Regions from separate parts of the Homo sapiens genome. Here region 2 is linked to region 1. Evidence: read pairs that join two places in POLR2A ChIA-PET (ENCODE). Cell type or tissue: MCF 10A. All regions are shown on one strand. Links, peaks and the distances in the headings refer to the core of each region. The heading gives the core; the rest is flanking DNA.

Evidence for each region. Peaks named below come from ENCODE experiments on the same cell type or tissue, not always from the same donor. Only the 100,000 strongest peaks of a DNase experiment are listed, where the experiment ranks them.
Region 2: POLR2A ChIA-PET joins it to region 1 with 5 read pairs; 5 of 35 experiments call an interaction of 5 or more read pairs at or near these places.

What each region holds. Positions count from the first base shown.
Region 1 is chr19:3,386,278-3,389,176 of GRCh38, reverse strand. The region is part of intron 2 of NFIC (nuclear factor I C); the gene reads right to left. Among named protein-coding and RNA genes, the nearest start is that of NFIC, 21 kb to the right of the region's middle. In MCF 10A, for the core only: no CTCF peak of the experiment used is centred there; a DNase peak (open chromatin) is centred at 1,186.
Region 2 is chr19:3,303,328-3,306,226 of GRCh38, reverse strand. All of the region lies in intron 1 of LOC105372244 (a long non-coding RNA gene), which reads left to right. Among named protein-coding and RNA genes, the nearest start is that of NFIC, 62 kb to the left of the region's middle. In MCF 10A, for the core only: a CTCF peak has its summit at 1,133 (motif pointing left); a DNase peak (open chromatin) is centred at 1,096.

The sequences.
Region 1 (2,899 bases), core at 155-2,654:
TCACCTCATTCATTCATTCATTCATTCATTTACTCCCTGAGTGTGCACGGCCTGCACTGTATGATCTGTATGACTCAGAGGGTGTGGCTTCCACTAGATAACCTCAAAGGGCACTTTTAGTTTGTTTTTGAAAAGAGGTTTAAGGGGTTTCAATACCACCTCCCTTTTATTGGAGACAGGGTCTCACTCTGTCGCCCAGGCTGGAGTGCAGTGGCATGAGCTCAGCTCGCTGCAACCTCCGCCTCCTAGGTTCAAGCGACTCTCCTGCCTCAGCCTCCTGTGTAGCTGGGATTACATGTGTGAGCCACCACACCTGGCCTCAATCACCCCTTAAAAAAAACGGTTTTTAGAGATAAGGTCTTGCCTTGTCACCCAGGCTGGAGTGCAGTGGTGGGATCACAGCTCACTGCAACCTCCAACTCCTGGGCTCAAGCCATCCTCCTGCCTCAGCCTCCCGAGTAGCTGGGACTACAGGTACACACCACCACACCTGGCTCATTTTTAAAAATTTTGTTGGGGGGGGGCATGGTCGTGCTATGTTGCCCAGGCTGGTCTCGAACTCCTGGCCTCAAGTGATCCTCCTGCCTCAGCCTCCCAAAGTGTTGGGATTACAGGCAGGAGCCACCTCGCCTGGCCTCAATCCCTTTTTCAAAGGGGTTCTGGATTCTCATTCCGGCTCTGCCCCTGAGGAGCTTTGTGACCTTGGACAAGTGACTCTTGTCCAAACCTCTGGGTCTCTGCTTCCTCCACTAGAACACGAGAGAAGGCCAAAGTCCCTTCCTGCTTGGATGGGGGAGAGAATTAAACCAGTTAGGGTGAGCGGTGGCCTCGGAGCCTGGCACACAGAGGGCACGCCATGTGTGTTTGCCGCCATCATTATCGCTGTTGGGGTCCTTGCTCCCCAATTCCATCCAGGAAGCGCTGGGGAACTCCCCCTCCCATGTTTCTCCTGCCACCCTCTCCAGGGCACCCGGGGCAGCCTCTCTGGCGTGCTATGAGCTTCCCGGGCCGGGCTCTGCCCACCGCGCCATTCCCGGCGCTGGACTGCAGGAGCTTGGCACGACGCAAGGCGGGAACAGGAGGCTGGCCCATGGCGGCGTCAGCAGATGGGCACCATCTGGGCTGGCGGCTCGGGGCGGGCTGGCAGCTGCTGGGACGGGCGGGCCTGGCAGCCCCTCCCCCGCCCAGCCCTGGCACGGTGCCCGCCCGCGCCTCAGATTTCTTGGGCTGCCAGAGGGGGCGGGGAGGCCTGGCTGGGTTTAGGCCCTGGGCGGGCAGACAGCTTCCCTCTCTGGGCCCTGGTTCCTGCAGGCTCCTTCCCCAGCACGTGGCAGGTCGGAGAGCACCCGGGTCACCCTCTCCCGCCCCACCCCCGGCTGGTCACCCTCACTGGAAGGCCACAGGACGGCCCTCGCCACTCACTACCCCCTGAACATCCCAGCCAGCTCCATGTGCTGCTCCTGGGCTCCAGGCCTTCGCACTGGCTATAACCCCCTCACTGCTCCCTCCACCCAGCCTCTCCAGACTCCCTCACCCCCTTCAAGCCTCACCTCAAAGACGCCTCCTCAGAGAAGCCCTCCCCATCCAGAGTGGCCCCCAGCCCCCCTCCATGTCCCTCCCTGCTTTATTTTCCTGCAGTTCCCTGACACCCTCTTCTTATTAATTTTAATTTTTATTTTTTGAGACAGAGTCTCACTCTGTCGCTCAGGCTGGAGTGCAGTGTCGCGATCTTGGCTCACTGCAACCTCCCGGGTTCCAGCGATTCTCCTGCCTCAGCCTCCCGAGTAGCTGGTACTACAGACGCCCGCCACCACGCCCGGCTAATTTTTGTATTTTTAGTAGAGATGGGGTTTCACCATGTTGGCCAGGCTGGCCTCAAACTCCTGACCTCAGGTGATCCGCCTGCCTCGGCCTCCCGAAGTGCTGGGATTGCAGGTATGAGCCACTGTGCCCGGCCTCCTCTCTCACTTGTGACGTTGCAAGTGGTGGCTCCTTTCAGCCCCATGGCAGGTGCCCCTCCACCGCCATCCACCCTGCACCCCTCCAAGAGGCCAGCCAAGGCCCTATGCCTGATGCCCGTCCCTCCCTCTCCCTCTATCCCAGGGCCTCAGCTGCCCAGCAGGGCTGATGAAAGCCAGACACTGCACTCTGGCTGGGCCAGGACGCTCCACAGCCAAGGGGACTCTCGGTTCGGAAAAGGAAGCCGGTGGCCAGTCTTCCTGCTGTCAGGGTGACAACCACTGGGATCAGCGCTGAGGCCTGGAGGCCAGCCACAGCCTGGGGACCCTACATAAGACCTCAGCCTGTGGGGCCCTCACACAACCCTGCCAGAAGGTGACCACACCGTGCCAGCAGACTGCCCCCTCACGCACCACAACTTCCGCCCATCCCCTTCTGACAATAATGGAGGATGAGGCAGGTGTCAAGGACAGGGCAGAGGCAGAAGCTGCTTGTGGGTCCAAATCCCACCTGGCCCAGTCTCGGCTGTGTGACCACGGCAGGTCAAATCCCTCCTCTGAGCCTCTGTTTCCTCCTCTGTAAAATGCGTACAACAGGCCGGGCGCGGTGGCTCACGCCTGTCATCCCAGCACTTTGGGAGGCCGAGGAGGGCGGATCACTTGAGGCCATGAGTTCCAGACCACCCTGGCCAACATGGTGAAAGCCCGTCTCTACTAAAAATACAAAAATTGGCCAGGTGTGGTGGCGCTCGCCTGTAATCTCAGCTACTCGGGAGGCTGAGGCATGAGAATCGCTTGAACCCAGGAAGTAGAGGTTGCAGTAAGCCAAGATCGCGCCACTGCACTCCAGCCTGGGTGACAGAGTGAGACCCTATCTCAAAAAAAAAAAAAAAAAAAAAAAAAAGGCATACAGCAATGATCCTTGCCTCACAGGGCAGCTG
Region 2 (2,899 bases), core at 160-2,659, 83 kb after region 1:
GCACTCCAGCCTGGGTGACAGAGTGAGACTCCGTCTCAAACAACCAACCAAAAATTATGTGTATACACACACACACACACATACACACGTATATATACATATATACACACATATACATTATATGTATATACACACATATGTATGTGTATATATATATATACACACACACACACACACACACATATATATATATATATCTCATGAGCCCCGTCTTACAGATGAGGAAACTGAAGCTTGGAGAGAGAATGCAAGGCTTAAGGGCATGCATGTCTTAAGTCAATCAGCAAATATTGAGGACCCAGAGGTGAGGAACTCCAGCTCCCTTGGTCGGGACTCAGCTCCTATTTGGCCCTCAGTTTTACCCCCACACATCCTGCTTCAGTCCTCTGTGTGGTTTCGAGGCCACAGTTGAGGGGCTCTCTGTTTTCTAACTCGGACCTAGGTAATTCCTACTTTTTTTTTTTTTTTTTTTTTTTTTTTTTAGACGGCGTTTCACTCTTGTCGCCCAGGCTGGAGTGCAGTGGCGCAATCTCGGCTCACCGCAACCTCCGCCTCCCAGGTTCAAGCGATTCTCCGGCCTCAGCCTCCTTAGTAGCTGGGATTACAGGCATGCACCACCACACCCGACTAATTTTGTATTTTCAGTAGAGACGGGGTTTCTCCATGTTGGTCTGGCTAGTCTCGAACTCCCGTCCTCAGGTGATCCACTCACCTCGGCCTCCCGAAGTGCTGGGATTACAGGCGTGAGCCACCGCGCCCGGCCAGTAATTCCTACTTCTACCCCCACCTTTGCTAACGCCATGCCCTGGGCCTAGCAGGTCACGGGTGTCTCCATCCCAACCCAGCATCTCCGACCTCCAGGGTGGGAACAGAGTGTTCCAGGCTAGGGAAACCGCACGTGCAAAGGCCTGGCAGCCAAACCACATTCAGTTACTGGAGAGAAAAGGGGAGGAGGAGCGGGGCCGACCTTGCAGGCTAGAAAGTTTGCACGGGGCAACTTTTGCGTCCCAGGAGAGAAGCCAGGGAGTCCCCTCACAGTCTCCCTCCGAGCTCAATAAATCTTGCACATTTCAAGCCAAGGCACAGAGCCTGAAAGAAGGCATGGGTTTTTGCTGCCCCCTGCTGGTCGCTGGAGCGAAAGCATCCGGAAAGTAATTTTAAAAAAAAGTCTCATTCTGTCGCCCAAGCTGGAGTGCAGTGGCGGGAACTCGGCTCACTGCAACCGCCGCCTCCCGGGTTCAAGCGATTCTCCTGCCTCAGCCTCTCGAGTAGCTGAGATTACAGGTGCGCACCACCACACCCGGCTAATTTTTGCATTTTTAGTAGAGTTGGAGGGGGGGGTTGCCATTTTGTCCAGGCTGGTCTCGAACTCCTGATCTCAAGTGATCCGCCCGCTTTGGCCTCCCAAAGTGCTGGGATTACAGGCGTGAGCCACCGCACCCAGCCGGAAAGTGAATTTTTAAGGGCTGATTTATTTTAAAGCTTCTGCAGTGCTTTCTCCGGGCCAGGAAGGACTTTATACATATTAACGCTTTGTGAGCTGGATTGGCCTCGTTTTCCAGAGAGAGAGAGAAAAACTGGTCCCCAGAGGATTCAGCTGCTGGCTCAAGGACACACAGCCATTCAATGTTATAAACCGGTTTCAAACCTGGGACAGTCTGGTTCTAAACTCAACCATTGTGTTTTTAGTGCATTTATTAATGGTAAGCAGGTATCATGTGCTAGGCAACAGGGAACAGAAAAACAAAATTCAGCCAGGTGTAAGGGCTCATGCCTGTAATCCCAGCACTTTGGGAGGCCAAGGCAGGAGGATCGCTTGAGCCCAGGAGTTTGAGACCAGCCTGGGCAACATAACTAGTCCCCGTCTCTACAAAAAATACTGAAAAAAATTAGCCAGGTGTGATGGTATGCATCTGTAGTCCCAGGTACTTGGGAGGCTGAAGCAGGAAGATTGCTTGAGCCCCGGAGTTGGAGACTTCAGTGAGCTATGATTGTGCCACTGCATTCCAGCCTGAGTGACAGAGGGAGACCCTGTCTCAACATAAAAACAGGCTGGGCGTGGCGGCTCAAGCCTGTAATTCCAGCATTTGGGAGGCTGAGGCGGGTGGATCAGCTGAGGTCAGGGGTTCGAGACCAATCTGGCCAACATGGGGAAACTCCATCTCTACTAAAAATACACACACACACACACACACACACACACACACACACATACACACACAAAAATTAGCTGGGCATGGTGACCCATGCCTGTATTTTCAGCTACTCGGGAGGCTTAGGCAGCAGAATTGCTTGAACCCAACAGGTGGAGGTGGCAGTGAACTGATACCGCACCACTGCACTCCAGCCTGGGTGACAGAGTGAGACTCTCTTTCAAAATAAGTAAATAATTAAAAAAAAAAAACCCCATAACATTAAAACAAAGCCAAACACACTTACTGTGCACTCATACCATCCTGTCATGAAACCCGCCAGGTTATGTTGGGTAGACAGACATCAAACAAGCCAGCGCATACATAAGCAGGGGGTTATAACTGTGATCCCTGCAGTGAATGAGAAGGGAGGGGAACCGAGGCAGGAGTTAACGGGTCGCAGTTTCAAATCCTGGCTCCACCACATACCAACTGTGTGGCCTTGGGTTTTCCTCTCCACAAACCTGCCCCTCCGTTTTCTCATCGGCAAAGTGAGAATTATAATAGAAACCTACGTTGTTGGTTGGTTGTGGTGAGGACAAAAAGAGTTGATCACAAGCTGCACATAGCAGGTGCTCAATAGACGTAAGGCTTTACTGTGTGGCTGTAGCATGCTCTGGGGAAAAGGAAGCTACCAGAGTTGTGAAGAGTAAATGTTTGCAGTGGGCACAGTGGCTCACGCCTGTAATCCCAGCACTTTGGGAGGC